Regions from separate parts of the Homo sapiens genome. Here region 2 is linked to region 1. Evidence: chromatin loops called from intact Hi-C (ENCODE). Cell type or tissue: HCT116. All regions are shown on one strand. Links, peaks and the distances in the headings refer to the core of each region. The heading gives the core; the rest is flanking DNA. Region 1 overlaps CECR2 (CECR2 histone acetyl-lysine reader). Region 2 overlaps CECR2 (CECR2 histone acetyl-lysine reader).

The links. A loop is a pair of places that touch in the nucleus more often than their neighbours do. Peaks named below come from ENCODE experiments on the same cell type or tissue, not always from the same donor. Only the 100,000 strongest peaks of a DNase experiment are listed, where the experiment ranks them.
Region 2: a loop joins it to region 1, with 8 times the contacts of the local background. A loop is called at or near these places in 3 of 110 quality-filtered maps.

Annotation. Positions count from the first base shown.
Region 1 is chr22:17,439,105-17,447,440 of GRCh38, forward strand. The region is part of intron 1 of CECR2 (CECR2 histone acetyl-lysine reader); the gene reads left to right. Among named protein-coding and RNA genes, the nearest start is that of CECR2, 74 kb to the left of the region's middle. In HCT116, for the core only: no CTCF peak of the experiment used is centred there; a DNase peak (open chromatin) is centred at 3,792.
Region 2 is chr22:17,388,580-17,396,915 of GRCh38, forward strand. The region is part of intron 1 of CECR2 (CECR2 histone acetyl-lysine reader); the gene reads left to right. Among named protein-coding and RNA genes, the nearest start is that of CECR2, 23 kb to the left of the region's middle. In HCT116, for the core only: no CTCF peak of the experiment used is centred there; no DNase peak of the experiment used is centred there.

The DNA.
Region 1 (8,336 bases), core at 301-8,300:
GCAGTGAATAAGACACATAAAAATCCTTTTGGAACATGAATTCTATGGGAGAAGAAACACTCCCTTTTTTTTTTTTTTGGATGTTCCGTATAGCTAGTATTGGCAATTTTTTTTCTGTAAAGGGTCAGATATTAAATATTTTAGGCTCTGAGTGCCAGATAATTTCTGTTCCAGTTACCAAATTTACTACAAAAATGAATGGGCAAGGAAGGCTGTGTTTCAGTAAAGCTTTATTTATACTAATGGGTGGTAGACCATAGCTTACTAACCTCCTGTTCTAAGGCATAAAAAAACATGGACAAGCAACAGATTTAAGAAAAAAGTATTTGCAAAGCAGATGACAGACGGTTAATATTATAATATACAAACAGCCCAGTGGAACAATGGACAAAGGATATGAGTAGGTTTCAAGTCACAAAAGAATAAATCTTAATGACAAAAAAAAATATCTGAAAAGATCTGACTGGCAAAAATTATTAAGTAATATCTGTATTGGAAAGGAAAAGGAATACTCATACTTTACTAACAAAAAAATTAGACTGATCAGCCTTTTTGAAAAACAATCTGGTAGTACCTATTAAAATTTAAAATACATAAATATATGTACTCTCATTGCTCCAGTAATGCCAGTCCTGGAATTTTAATCAATGGGTACAAAACAACTGCCGTGCAATGGACAAGGAATGTCATTGCAGCGTGGTTCTGTGTGGCCTAAAATGGAGAACAGAGTGAAAGCCCGTCATTAGCGGGGTGGCTGAATAGGATGTTACCTGCGTACCGTGGAGTATTAGCCCACCTTTTAATAGAATGAAATGGACCTACACTATACCACTTGACTTGGAGAGATTTGCACAAGATAGAAAATGTGCAGGCAAGCATGGGTAGTATCAGTCTATTAGAAAAGGCCTACGCCCATACATTGATGCATGTGTCTGCATGTATGTATATATGAATATGATTACATTGAAAAAAAAAACAAAAAAAGTATACTTGTTTGTATATGAGGGGAGTTACTGAAGTAGGGAGTAAAAAAAGGAAAGAAAATTGTATACAAACAACCCCCAGAATGAATAGTATGATTGTTTTTTGAATTTATATAAAACTGTGTGTGTGTGTGTTGTGGGGGGTATCTGTATTTATTCACATCATTTTTTAAAAGGAAAAACTAAAATAGTCATTAGTCATTCAGGCTCCATCAGCTTAAAGATTTGTCAGAGGGCTTCCTAGCTCCCACTCGATGTTGTAAAATAGGCTCACCTTTATTACATTCCCAATTACTTGGCCTCTTTTTTGCCTTGTTGATTGAAAAATGGAACTCTTTCTCTGTCTGTTATGGCATAAAAACTTTATGGAAAAGACAAAGTGCCTCAGAGAAATGACTCTCTGTAGGTCTCACTAGTAACTAAGGAACTAAAATTTGAGTGGAATTCAGGTCTGTCCTTACACTTATTATGATATCCCACACTGTCTATTCCCTGTCTCTTGAAGTGAAGCTGGGACTTTTATTGATTTATTGATCTGATATCTGACTTGAAGTAATGAGAGGGAAGGTTGTATAGCATTATATAGCAAAGTGATGTAAGAAAACAAGAAAAACTTGATTTCAAGTCTCCGAACAGATTTATTAGAAACAGAAATTTGACTACCACCCTCTGATCCCTACCCCTCCACTCCTTTCTCAACATGATGATTATACAATCATTACAGACATCCCCTGTGTTTTCTGGGACTTTTTTTTAGTAACCAAATGTTCAAGAAAGTGTAGTGCCTTGTATCTGTTGATGATTATATTTCTAATTTCATGGGTATTCAGCTGACTGTCAGGTCTTATTAACACTGTTTTTGGGGGGGAGGGGCAGGGGGCAGGGGGCGGGATGGAGTCTCACTCTGTCACCCAGACTGGAGTGCAGTGGAGTGATCTCAGCTTACCACAACCCGGGTTCAAGTGATTGTCCTGCCACAGCCTCCAGAGTAGTTGGGATTACAGGTGCATGCCACCACGCCCGGCTAATTTTTATATTTTTAATAGAGATGGGGTTTCACCATGTTGGCCAGGCTGGTCTCGAACTCCTGACCTCAGGTGATCCGCCTGCCTTGGCTTCTCAAAAGTGCTGGGATTACAGGCGTGAGCCACCATGCCTGGCCTATTAACACATTAAAATGATGCGTGTTGAGGGAGCAAGTATACTGGTTGTTGTTGGGAATCTGGGATGGCCCTAGATAGATCTTTCCTGCTGCCAGATATAGGAGGAATATGATGGAACGCACAGCTGTGATACTGTACTAGGCTGATAATCTTAACACAGAGCCCTTCAATTTTATTTTAGTTTAGCAAATAATATTTGTATTGTAGTATGGTAATTTTAAATCACTCACCATGATTTGTATAGAATAGTGCGTCATTTATTCTAACGTGATGAAAGCTTTCTTTTAAAAAGTAGCCGGGGGAGATTGACTAGGGGTTAAATGCTTTCCCTGTGTCTTACTCTGTGGACCCCACCCCCCGTTACTTGAATGAATGAATGAATCCTTCTTTTTTGAGGATATTGCCAGAGGATAATAAGTTATCTAGATGTCTCAGTCCTGGATCTATGAATAGATTGTTTTTCCAGTCTTGATAGATTATTTCTGGTTTGAAGAATTTTACATGGAAACAAGATTAAGAAAGATGATAAATAATTGTTTGGCTAAAGTCCTTTATGAAACAGAATTTACAGAAATGTGATTAAGATGTATAACTCACCTTGTAAGAATTTCATGGAACATGTTGAAGTATAAAATAAAGTTCCATAGGGAGGTGATATCACACACCATACTCTGTCTTACAATTTTTGTCTCTCACAAGGAAAGGATTTGGATGTTCTGAACATATTTCTCTGCAGGAAGCGGGTGGCAGACCTGTTGACTTCATTTTCATTGACCATCTTCTACTAGAATCAAACTCTGGTCTCTTTGAAATTATACAAAGTTGGGAAGCTGTTTACATTATCAACAGCTTTACCTATTTTGAATTCAGAAGAAGATTCAAGGTGGGAAAGACAGAAAAAACCGCAAAACAAGAGCATGTCATACTAGAAGAGTTCCGTGTGAAATTCAGAATTTGGTCCCCTTAACACTATTCACTTTGGAGCTCATGGGAATCCATGGTGAGGGAAGCTTATTAAAAAATGCAGATCAGGCCAGGTGTGGTGGCTCACACCTATAATCCCAGAACTTCAGGAGGCCAAGATGGGAGAGGATAGCTTGAGGCTAGGAGTTCTGGAGCAGCCTGAGCAACATAGCGAGACCCCCATTTCTACAAATACATATATATTTTTAAATTAGTTGGGCGTAGTTGATGCACATCTTGTAGTCCTAGCTACTAGGGAGGCCGAGGCAGGAGGATCACTGGAGCCCAGGAGTTCAAGGCTTGCAGTGAGCTTTGATCACACCACAGGTTTTTTTGTTTGTTTTGTGTTTTTTGAGATGGAATCTCACTCTGTCGCCCAGGCTGGAGTGCAGTGGTGCGGTCTCAGCTCACTGCAGCCTCCACCTCCCGGATTCAAGCAGTTCTCTGCCTCAGCCTCCCGAGTAGCTGGGATTACAGGCGCCCGCCACCACCGCCTGGCTAATTTTTGTATTTTTAGTAGAGACGGGGTTTCACCATCTTGGCCAGGCTGGTCTTGAACTCCTGACCTCATGATCCACCCTCCTCGGCCTCCCAAAGTGCTGGGATTACAGGAGTGAGCCACCGCGCCTGGCCAATCACTAGATGATAGTAGTAATTCACAGGCTTCCCTAGAATCATTCACATTTTTGCTTCATGACTGAATGAGTCATAGGTGTTAATGGCATTTTGCATTTGCAGTTGTTTTATTTTTTAAACTTTATCTTGGAAGAAAACCCTTTCTTCTATTGGAATAGTGGAACCTTTTTCTATTCTTTCATCAGGCTCCATTTACTTGCTGTCCAGTCTGCCAGTGGTATGTCCTGGTGTGTTTCTTTGTACTGTTTGCTTCTGAGCGTCTCTTCCTGCCCTCTAGCTCGTTTTCTTAAAGGACAAACGAAACTTCTCAGCAGCCATTCTACAAATCCTTAAATCCATAATGCCCAGGAAAGCAAGGCAGGTAGAATGTTGGGCATCCAGTTAGAGCTGATGTGCTTTAAAGGTAAGTTTCCCGTTTTTAGTTTTAACAGTCAATAATGTTGCTCTGGGCGATTTCTCTATTAAAATTCTGTTTGGCTGTAACTTGTTGGTAATTGTAATAATATTTTACATAGTTTTATTATCTGTGGAATTAATCTTAGAATATTCAGAAAGGAAAAAAGGGCAGAATCCCTTTAAGCAGCAGGAGTCTTAGAGACTCCCTGGGAGCCAAGGGCAGATGGTGGAAAGGCACCAGCAGGGAGGAGACAAGATCATATTCAGTCCCAGGAGTTTACTCATCTCTAATTCTGACCCAGAAGAAGAGATGGAAAAAAAGTTACTGCTTAAAATTGACTCCGGCTTAGCAGCTTCAGTTGTCTGAAGTAGGCAGCGAGGACGGGCCTTTCTCTGCCGCAGCACCCCGCACCTTCACATCGCCTGTTCTGTGCACCACTGTTGTCTTTAGAGCGACTTCCGGGTGACTCCCCACTCCTCGTAATCTGCTTCCTGGTTTAGCCTACTTTATCTTTTTAGGTTACTTACCAGATTCCAGGAGGCATTGAGGGGTGTCAGCTCTTAAGATCAGCCTGACAAGCTGAGGGGAGACATAAAAGTTGATAGAGGCACGGAGATTCAGACTGGGAAAACATTTTGAAATGTAGGACGGAAGAGAACAAAAGTAATTTAGCCGTACCGTAAACAAGCAGAATGAGATGACTAAAGGCAAGGTTGTTTAGATAGTTCACCACCTTTTTTGGTCCACTAAAACATTAATTAAACTCTCTAGGCTTCACCCTTCCTCCCAGGTATTTGCATGTGCAGGCACACATACGCACTTGGCTGGTCGGACTGGCAGTGCACCCGGCCTCTGGTTAGTCGGTCTGTGGTCTCCCCTGGAGCTTAGTACAGCTCAGTCATCTTGTCACCCTCTCTTTCAGGCCCTGGTGGTTTCTTTTCACAGTATACTTCCATAGTTGATTGCAGACAGTGAAGCGTTTGCTGGCTAATACAGTTCGTGTTAATTCCTCAGCTGGCATCTGAAGCACCAGGTGACATATGAATAAGCAACTCTTTTAGGTTGTCAGGCTGGTAAGGAGTAATTAAAAATAGCCTTGGCCAGGTGCAGTGGCTCATGCCTGTAATCCCAGCACTTTGGGAGACCAAGACGGGCAGATCAGTTAAGGTCAGGAGTCCGAGACCAGCCTGGCTAACATGGCAAAACCCCATTTCTACTAAAGATACACAATATTAGGCGACGTGGTGGTGCACACCTGTAGTCCCAGCTACTCGGGAGACTGAGGCACGAGAATCGCTTGAACCCGGGAGGAGGTTGCAGTGAGATCATGCCACTGCACTCTAGCCTGGGCGACAAAGTGAGACTCCACCTAAAAAAAAAAAACTTGAACTACCACCATCAAGATTTCTCATGGGAGAAGTCATACAAAATGAGAAATTGCAATAGCGTCCTTTTCACACCAAACTGAACCCAGCCTAGAACTAATCCTGAAAGAACTAGTCAGGGCAAGCTAAGGCTTAAACAGAAGTAAATATTTTTCTTCTACTCAAAATCAAAGGGTTAGTAAAAGCTTTCAGTAGGAGCACCGTTGGGTTTACTGTGTTAATTACATCAGGATAGTAGCAGTACTTTTCCAGGAAGGTGATACAGATAATAATCTGATCGCTAAACCAAAAAGAATATTCCACAAAAAAACCAAGTATCCTTACTATGAAAAATAATGTGCTGATTTCTCTTTGAAGAACTGATTTGATCTTTGACTTCTCAAACAGCTATAATTTTATTTTTCTCTTTATTTTGCTACTTTTATATCCTTAAATGCTTTTGAATACTATAGTACATATTCACAATTTGGATTTGTTAGACTATTCATATACCTCATATTAAGTTATAAGTCTAATTGTTGTATGTAAGGGAAGCATTATACTTTATGACCTAAGATCTATAGGTTTTCATTTCCTTGAGAAGAATTTGATGCAGCCAGGTGTGGTAGCTCATTGCGTGTAACCTCAGCACTTTGGGAGGCTGAGGTCAGAGGATTGCTTGAGGCCAGGAGACCAGTCTAGGTGACAGAGCGAGACCCTGCCTCTAGAAAATAATAAATGAACTCATGAATTGGATGCCATAACAGTTTAATTGGTTCAAGAGCCTTGCTGTTCAAAGTGCAGTCATCTCTAAGTTTCCATGGGGGATTGATTTCAGGACCCCTGTGGATACCAAAATTCGTGGATGCTCAATTTCCTTATATAAAATGGTATAGTATTTACATATAACCTATGCACATTCTGCTCTATACTTTATTATTATTATTATTATTATTATTATTATTATTATTATTATTATTATTTGAGGCAGAGGCTCACCCTGTCGCCCAGGCTGGAGTGCAGTGGTGCAATCTTGGCTGACTGCAATCTTGGCTGACTGCAACCTCTGCCTCCCAGGTTCGGGCAGTTCTCCTGTCTCAGCCTCCTGAGTAGCTAGGATTACAGGCGGGCACCACCATGCCTGGCTAATTTTTGTATTTTTAGTAGAGATGGGGTTTTGCCATGTTGGCCAGGCTGGTCTCGAACTCCTGACCTCAAGTGATCCTCCTGCCTCAGCCTCCCAAAGTGCTGGGACCCTGCACCTGGCCACTGCTGTATACTTTAAACCATCTCTAGATTACACAATGTAAATGCTATAATGCTATATGCATAGCTGTTACACCATGTTGGTTTTTTATTTGTATTATTCCCGAATGTTTTCTGTTCATGGTTGGTTGAATCTGCCAGCATGGGCCCTGTGGATGTGGAGGGTGAACTGCACAGTCCTTGGATCAATGGTGCCAGCATCACCTAGGAGCTTGTTTACAGATACCTCACTCCAGACCTAGATGAATCAAAATAGCCATTAAAAAAAACTCAGGAGGTGCTTTCTGTGCACACTGAAAAACACTGTTCTGGAGCAGTAGTTGTTTTATTTTAGCTACACTTAAAAATCCCAAGTCAGGTGTTGCGGCACATGCCTATAGTCCCAGCTGTTCAGGAGGCTGGGGCAGGAGGATTGAGTGAGCCTAGGAGCTATGATTAGCTATGATTGTGCTGTGTCCAGAGTTGGTTCCTTCCGGTGGGTTCTTGGTCTCACTGACATCAAGAACGAAGCCACGGAACTTAGCGGTGAGTGTTACAGCTCTTAAAGGTGGTGTGGACCCCCAGGGCGCGGTGGCTCTTGCCTGTAATCCCAGCACTTTGGGAGGCCGAGGCGGGCGGATCACGAGGTCAGGGGATCGAGACCATCCTGGCTAACACGGTGAAACCCCGTCTCTACTAAAAATACAAAAAATTAGCCGGGTGTGGTGGCGGGCGCCTGTAGTCCCAGCTACTCAGGAGGTTAGGAAGGAGAATGATGTGAACCTGGGAGGTGGAGCTTACAGTGAGCTGAGATCCTGCCACTGCACTCCAGCCTGGGTGACAGAGCGAGACTTTGTCTCAAAAACAAAACAAAACAAAAAGGTGGTGCAGACACAAAAGAGTGAGCAGCAGCAAGATTTATTATGAAGACCGAAAGAACAAAGCTTCCACAAAGGGGATGCGAGCAGGTTGCCGCTGTGAGGTGGCCAGCTTTATTCCCTTATTTGGCCCCGCCCACATCCTGCTGATTGGTCCATTTTACAGAGCGCTGATTGGTCCATTTTACAGAACACTGGTGCATTTTTACACAGTGCTGATTGGTGTGTTTACAGTTCTTTAGCTAGACACAGTGCCGATTGGTGCATTTTTACAGAGTGCTGAGTGGTGCGTTTACAATCTTTTTTTTTTTTTTTTTTTGAGACAGAGTCTCGCTGTCTTGCCCAGGCTGGAGTGCAGTGACGGGATCTCTGCTCACTGTAAGCTCCGCCTCCCGGGTTCACGCCATTCTCCTGCCTCAGCCTCCCGAGTAGCTGGGACTACAGGTGCTGGCCACCATGCCCGGCTAATTTTTTGTGTTTTTTAGTAGACGGGACTGCAAGCTCCGCCTCCTGGGTTCTCGCCATTCTCCTGCCTCAGCCTCCCGAGTAGCTGGGACTACAGGCACCTGCCACCACGCCCAGCTAATTTTTTGTATTTTTTAGTAGACACGGGGTTTCATCGTGTTATCCAGGATGGTCTCGATATCCTGACCTCGTGATCCACCCACCTCGGCCTCCCAAAGTGCTGGGATTACAGGCGTGAGCCA
Region 2 (8,336 bases), core at 142-8,141, 51 kb before region 1:
GAAGGTGGGTGAGATTAAATTTTAGCTAGTGTCGTGGTATTAGAAAGGAATCTTTTACGCAATTTACGGAGAACACTGAGTCAGGAGACATTTTAGAAGTGAAAGCAATTCAGTTTTTTCTTCACTTGCTTAAATTACTTACAAAATATGTTAATAACTGTTAAGAGCTCCTTTTATCATTTTTCCACTCTACTGTAACTCTGGGTTGGGTTTTTTAAAAACTTTGTTTATTTTATTTTAGTATTTTTTTTTGAGGTGGAGTCTCACTCTGTCGCCCAGGCTGGAGTGCAGTGGCACGATCTCAGCTCACTGCAGCCTCAGCCTCCGGGTTCAAGCAGTTCTCCTGCTTCAGCCTCTCGAGTAGCTGGAACTACAGGCACACTCCACCATGCCCGGATAACTTTTGTATTTTTAGTAGAGACGGGGTTTCACCATGTTGGCCAGGCTGGTCTCGAACTCCCTGAATTCAAGTGATCCACCCTCCTTGGCCTCCCAAAGTGCTGGGATTACAGGTGTGAGCCACTGCGCCCGGCCTTAAAAACTTTATTTTTAAGTAATGTCAGACTTAACGGAAACTTAGAAGGCTGGTACACAGAATTCCTAAGCTCCCTACCCAGATTCCCCACGTGTTCAGTTTTACACCATGTGCTTTACTGCCATCTCCCTCTTTCTCCCCACCAAGCTATCTTCATAGTTACTTTTTGTTTTATATTTTATCATAAAAGTTACATGAATTTTGGTACCATTCTCTTCTGTCTCCCAACTGCCTGCCTGCCTGTCCGGCTAGCTAGCTAGGCATCTCTAGCTGTGTAATTACTGTTTTTCTACACTGAGAATAAGTTGAAGACGTGATACCTTTCACTCCTTGACATTTTAGTGTTTTTATGACTTAAAAACATTGTTTTTTTCTTTTGAGGTGGGGTCTCACGCTGTGTTGCCCAGGTTGGTCTTGAACTCCTGGGCTCAAGCAATCCTTCTGACTCAGCCTCCCAAGTAGCTAGGACTACAAGCATGAGCCGCCACGCCCAGCTCGGGGATATTCTTTTTTATTTATTTATTTATTTTTGAGATGGAGTCTCACTCTGTTGCCCAGGCTGGAGTTCAGTGGCACGATCTTGGCTCACTGCAACCTCCGCCTCCTGGGTTAGAGCAGTTCTCCTGCCTCAGCCTCCCAAGTAGCTGGGACTACAGGCATGCGCCACAACGCCCGGCTAATTTTTGTGTTTTTAGTAGAGACGGGGTTTTGCCATGTTAGCCAGGCTGGTCTTGAACTCCTGACCTCAGATGATCCGCCCACCTCGGCGTCCCAAAATGCTGGGATTACAGGCATGAGCCACTGTGCCTGGCCGGAATATTCTCTTATACATATAAGTACAATTATTAAAATCAGGAACTTAATACTGAGTAAGATCTGTAGATAATAGTATATCAAATGTTGCCAATTGAGCCAATAATATATATAATTTGTACATTATTTTTATGAATTTTAAATATATTATTATTTTAGAAATTGTTTCTGGTTCAGGTTTTCAGTCTAGGATCAGGCATTCCATTAGTTGTTGAGTCTCTTTAGTCTCCTTTAAAATAGAGCCGTTTTTCAGTGTTTGTCTTTCTTGAGCTTGACCTTTTTGGAAGACTAAAAGCCATTCATTCTATTGACGGTCCCTCCACTTGGGCTTGTTGGAAGTCCTCTCAGGATAACTTGGGTCATGTGTTTTTGGCGGGAGTGCTGAAGAGGGCCGTGCCCTTGGTGCATAGTATCAGCAGTTACATCACTTTCATTGTGCCCTTTATTGGTGGTGGTTACTAACTTTGATCACTTGGTTAGGGTGATGTCTGCTTTCCACTGCAAAGTTACTGTTTTTCTCTTATAATTAACAAGTACGTTGTGGGGAGATACTTTGCAAACATCCTGTTTCTTCTCCAAATTAACCCGTTAGGAATTGCCTGAATCAGTGATTACATCACAGTTGCCAGATTCCTTTTTACAAGTTGGCGTGCAGTTTTCATCCATAAAGTTTAAGCGTTTGATTCTAAACCAGGTGTTTTTATTTTGTTTTGTTTTGTTTTGTTTTTTGAGACAGGTCTTGGTCTGTTGCCGAAAGTGGAGTGCAGTGGCACCATCATAGCTCAGCAGCCTCAACCTCGCCGGTCCCAAAGTGCTTGAATGACAGGCGTGAGCCACCACTCCTGACCCAAAACCATTTGTTTTTAATATCTGATAAAAATATAATTTATAAAAAGACTTTGATTTTTTTAACTTTGAAAATTAATCTAAAGGAGATGAACACTGATAAACAATGTTCAGAAAGTGAAATTACTTTTTAAAGCTTCAGCTTTTTAAAGCTTTTCCTATTTTATTTTGAGAATTTTCAGATGTTCGGTGAAGTTCAAAGATAAGTGAACCCCTGCGTACCCTTTACTCTAGATGTACCAATTGTTAACACTTTTGCCACATTGGCTGAACCATTTGAAAGTAAGTCGACTGTGTCATGAGAGTCTACCCCTTCATAGTTTCACATGTACATGTACTTCCTATGAATAAGGACTTTCTCTTGTATGACCACAATGTTATACTCACATTTAGGAAAATTAACAGTAATTCTGTAATAACATCCAGTAAACAGTTCACACTGAAATATCCTCAGTTGTCCCCACAGTGTCTTTTATAGATGTACCACACCTCCATCCTGGTTTACACACTGGTTGGTTGGTAGGGGAATTGTTTTTAGGCAGGCTGAAGCCAACCCAGTTATCCTAGATGTAGGGAAACCGGGAAACATTGGTAAAATGATTTAAATTTCAAGCTGCAGGGCTACTAGTGAAGTAATTACAACAGAGAGTTGATTGGAATCACTCTGGCTCCGGTCCAGGCTTTGCCCAAGGTCTGGACCTGTCACTTAGCCCTGTTGAGCCTCAGCTTGTTCATCTGCATCTTGGTTGTCTCGTGTTCCATAGGGCTGTGGTGAGGTTCGAATGAGCCAAGCATGTGAGGGCCTGGCCCAAATAGATCTCAGCAACTGGTAATTATTGTTACATTTTCTTTCATTTTAGATTTTGATTATGGTAATAATATGGAAATTATAATCATTTGGGAGAAAGGAATTAACTGACAAATAAATTGAATGATCACATATTATTTTGAAATCAAAGTATAATGAAATAAAATTGTAAAAATATACCAATATAGTGTGCTTATGTGGATTAAAGTGATTGTTGAATACAGATGCTTTTGTTTGTTTGAGACGGAGTCTCACACTCTTACAGGCGGGAGTACAGTGGCGCAATCTCCGCTCACTGTAACTTCCGTCTCCCAGGTTCAAGCAATTCCCCCGTCTCAGCTTCCCGAGTAACTGGGATTACAGGCATGCGCCACCACACCCAGCTAATTTTTGTATTTTTAGTAGAGACGGGGTTTCACCATGTTAGCCAGGCTGGTCTCGAACTCTCGAACTCCCAAACTCAGGTGATCCACCTGCTTCGGCCTCCCAAAGTGCTCGGATTACAAGTGTGAGCCACCGCGTCTGGCCGAATACAAATGTTTTTTGTTTAAAAAAATAAGCGTGGCTTGGTAGCTCATGCCTGTAATCCCAGTCCTTTGGGAGGCTGAGATGGGAGGATTGCTTGAGGTTAGGACTTGGAGACCAGCCTGGGAACATAGTAAGACCGTGTCTCAACAACAAAAAAAATTTTTAATTGGCCAGGCGCAGTGGCCAGCCTGGCCAACATGGCGAAACCCTGTCTCTACTAAAAATACAAAATTACAGGCATGGTGGTGCATGCCTGTAATCCCAGCTACTCAGGAGGCTGAGGCAGGAGAATCGCTTGAACCTGGGAGGCGGAGGTTGCAGTGAGCCAAGATCGTGCCATTGCACTCCAGCCTGGGCGACAGTGAGACTCCGTCTCAAAAATAGAATAATAAAATAAAACAAAACCAGGCATGGTGTTGCATACCTGTAGTCTCAGCTACTTGGGAAGCTGGGCTGGGAAGATTGCTTGAGCCAGGGAGGTGGAAGTTGTTGAGTCAGGGAGATGGAGGTTGCAGTGAGCCGAAATTATACCACTGCACTCCAGCCTGAGTGACAGAGCAAGACCTTGTCTCAAAGAAAAAAAAAAACAGCTTTATTGAGATATTATTTACATACTATACAACTCATTCATTTAAAGTGTTCAACAAGTAGGCCGGGCACGGTGGCTCACACCTGTAGTCCCAGCACTTTGGGAGGCCGAGGTGGGCAGATCACAAGGTCAGGAGTTCAAGACCAGCCTGGCCAACATGGTGAAACCCCGTCTCTACTAAAAATACAAAAATTAGCCAGGTGTGGTGACACCCGCCTGTAATTCCAGCTACTCGTGAGGCTGAGGCAGGAGAATGGCTTGAGCCCAGAAGGTGGAGGTTGCAGTCAGTTGAGATCACGCCACTGCACTGCAGCCTGGGTGACAGAGTGAGACTCTGTCTCAGAAAATAGTGTTCCAGTTAGTGGGTTTTAGTATATTTACAAATAGTTACAACTGTTGCCACCGTAACCATACCTTTATAAGGTTTTCATCACCTCAAAAAGAAACCCTGTACCCTTGAGCTCCCTGCCTCCCCAGCTCTCCCTACCTCTTGTTTCCCCAGCCTAAGCAAATTACTCTCTGCTTTTATAGATTTTCCTTTTTGGGCCTTCATAATGAGTAGAATCATGTAGTATGTGCCCCTTTGTGATTGGATTTTTCATTTAGCATAATGTTTTTAGGTTTCATCCAAGTTGTAGAAAGTATCAGTATATAATTCCTTTTTATAGCTATATTTAAAGCTATACATTGTATATAATAATTTTTATTTTATTTACCCATTGGTGGACATTTAGGTTATTTCCCCCTTTTGGCTATTATAAATAATGCTGCTCTAAACATTTGTGTGCAGGTTTTTGTGAGGACATGTGTTTTCAGTTCTGTTAGGTATGTACTAAGAAGTGGAATTGGTGGGTCATACAGTAACGAGGCTTCACCTGTGAACTGCCTGGTTATAGAGTGGCAGCACTATTTTATGTGCCCATCAGCAGTATATGAGTGTTCCAGTTTCTCCACATCCTTGCCAACACTTATTATCTGACTGGTTCTAGCCATCCTAGTTGGTGTGAAGTGGTTTCTCCACCTGGTCTTGATTTGTACTTCCCTCATGCTTAATGATGTTGAGCACCTTTTCATGTGTTGCCATTTGTTATATATTGTGTGGAGAAATGTCTGTTCACATCCTTTGCCAGTTTTAAAAAATGGGCTGTTTGTATTTTCATTATTGAGGTGTAAGAGTTCTTTTTTATTCATTTTTTTTTTTTTTTTGAGACGGAGTTTTGCTCTTGTTGCCCAGGCTGGAGTGCAATGGCGCGATCTCAGCTCACTGCAACCTCTGCCTCCCGGGTTCAAGCAATTCTCCTGCCTCAGCCTCCCGAGTAGCTGGGATTACAGGCATGCAGCACCAGGCCTGGCTAATTTTGTATTTTTAGCAGAGACAGGGTTTCACCATGTTGGTCAGGCTGGTCTTGAACTCCCGACCTCAGGTGATCCACCTGCCTCAGCCTCCCAAAGTGCTGGGATTACAGGCGTGAGCCACCGCGCCCAGCTGCTGCCGCTGCTTTTTTTTTTTTTTTTTTTTTTTTTTAAGACGGTTTCTGGTTCTGTCGTCCAGGCCAAAGCAGTGGCATGACCATAGCTCACTGCAGCCTTAAACCCTGGGCTCAAACAGTCTTCCCACCTCAGCCTCCTGAGTGGGTGGGAGTACAGATGTGTGCCACCATGCCCAGCTAAGTTTTTTTCTATTTTTTTTTGTAGAGACAGGGTCTTACTATGCTATCCAGGCTGGCCTTGAACTCTTGGCCTTAAGTGATGCTCCTGCGTAGGTTTTCTAAAGCTTTGAGCGTGAACCACCACACCCAGCCTAGGTTCTTAGTTCTGTTCCATTGATCTATATATCTGTCCCTGTGCCAGTACCACTATGTCTTGATTAATGCTGTCTTGTGAGTTTTGAAATTGGGAAGTGTGAGTCCTCCTCCTTTTTCAGGATTATTTTGGCTGTTTGGGGTCCCTTTGGAATCAGTTTTGTCAATTTCTGCAAAGACATCCACTGGGATTTTGATAGGGATTACATTGACTCTGTAGTTGAGTTTGGACAGTGTTACCAATTTATCAATGCTAAGTGTTCCAATCCATGAGCATGAGATGTTTTTCCATTTATTTAGATCTTTGATTTCTTTCAACAATGTTTTATACTTCTCCAAGTATAGGTTTTTTTGCTGTTTTTGTTAAATTTATTATTTTGATCTTGTTGTGAATAGAATTGTCTTATTTCATTTTCAGATTGTTCATTGAAAATTGTTTTTTAAAAATCAATTTTATTGAGCTATAATTTAAATACATCAAATGCATTCCTTTTAAGTATGTAGTGTGAGTTTTGGAAAATGCATGGATCCTTGTACCTACCATCAATCAAGATACAGAGCATTTGTATCTAACCCCAGTGTTGCCTTGTGTCCCTTGGCGGTTGACCCCATCCCTACTCTGGTCTCAGGCAATCACTTATGTACTTTTTGTCACTGTAGATTAGTTTACCTTTTCTAGAATTTGCTATCCATAGAATCTCTTTTTTGGCAGAGACGAGGTCTCACTCTATTTCCCAGGCTGGTTTCAAACTCCTGAGCTCAAGGAATCCACCCACCTCTGCCTCCCAAAGTGCTAGAATTACAGGTGTGAGCCTCCGCACCCGGCTCGAATAGAATCTTACATATTCTCTCTTTTTTTTTTGAGATGGAGTCTCGCTCTGTCGCCCAGGCTGGAGTGCAGTGGCACAATCTCAGCTCACTGCAACCTCCACCTCTTGAGTTCAAGTGGTTCTCATGCCTTAGCCTCTCAAGTAGCCGCGATTACAGGCACACGCCACCATGCTGGGCTAATTTTTGTATTTTTAGTAGAGACAAGGTTTCACCATCTTGGCCAGGCTGGTTTCTAACTCCTGATCTCAAGTGATATGCCCGCCTCAGCCCTCCCAAAGTGCTGGGATTACAGGGGTGAGCCACCGTGCCCAGCTGACATTTGACTCTTAAATACTTAAGCACGCATTGAGTAGGAATATTATCCTGTACGACCACTTAACATTCATATTTCTACAGAAAAAAAATTTTGTAATATTGTCTAATGCAAGTCCAATTCCAGATTTTTTTCCCTTATCACAAAAAGTTCATCATGGTTTTTATTTTGTTGTAAAAGGGTAATAAGTTGTTTATTTTTATATTATTGATTAGAAATAATTTATTTGCATTAATAAAAGTATCATGAATATTCTTTCTCATTCCTGGGTTCTTTCACTTTCTAAAAACATTTTTAATTAAAAATATTTTGAGACCAGGCGTTTTGGCTCATGCCTGTAATCCCAGCACTTTGGGAGGCTGAAGTAGGTGGATCACTTGAGTTTAGGAGTTGGAGACCAGTCGGGGCAATATATCGAGACCTCGTCTCTACGAAAATAAAAAAAAAAACAACTGGCTGTGGTGGTGCGTTACTGCAGTGCCAGCTACTTGAGAGGGTGAGGTGGGAGGATTGCTTGAGCCCAGGAGGTTGAGGCTGTAGTAAGCCATGATCATACCACTGCACTCTAGCCTGGGCGACAAGAGTGAGACCCTTTCTCAAAAAAAAAAAAAAAAACAAGGCCAGGCGCTGTGGCTCACGCCTGTAATCCCAGCACTTTGGGAGGCCAAGGCGGGTGGATCACCTGAGTTCAGGAGTTTGAGACCAGCCTGGCCAATGTGGCAAAACCCCGTCTCTACTACGAAATACAAAAATTAGCTGGGTGTGGTGGTGGGTGCCTGTAATCCCAGCTACTTGGGAGGCTGAGGCAGGGAGAATCGCTTGAACCCGGGAGGCGGAGGTTGCGGTGAGCCGGGATTGCACCATTGCACTCCAGCCTGGCGACAGAGCGAGACTCTTGTCTCAAAAAACAAACAAACTGTGCATCACTTTGTTAAAAGGAAATTTTATGTAGAAACTGAACATATAAAATGGGTAAGAGTGAAGCACTGTTTGAAAATTGCTGTGGTAATGGCAGTTAAAGTTTAAGCAGGGCTGAGTGATGTGGTTGAGTGTTTAGAACATTCCTGGTATATAACCTGTGTGCAATAAATATTTGCTGAGTGAATGGAGAAGTAATCTCTGCAGAGTAGAAAGATCACTTCACTGTTAGTATAGAATGAACAGCCCAGAACCAGAAGGACAAGTTATGAGGGTAGGTGAGAGATGACAGGACGTGAAGTAGAAAGGATAACACATCTAATGAGAGCATGGATTTGAGAGTAGGAGACAGA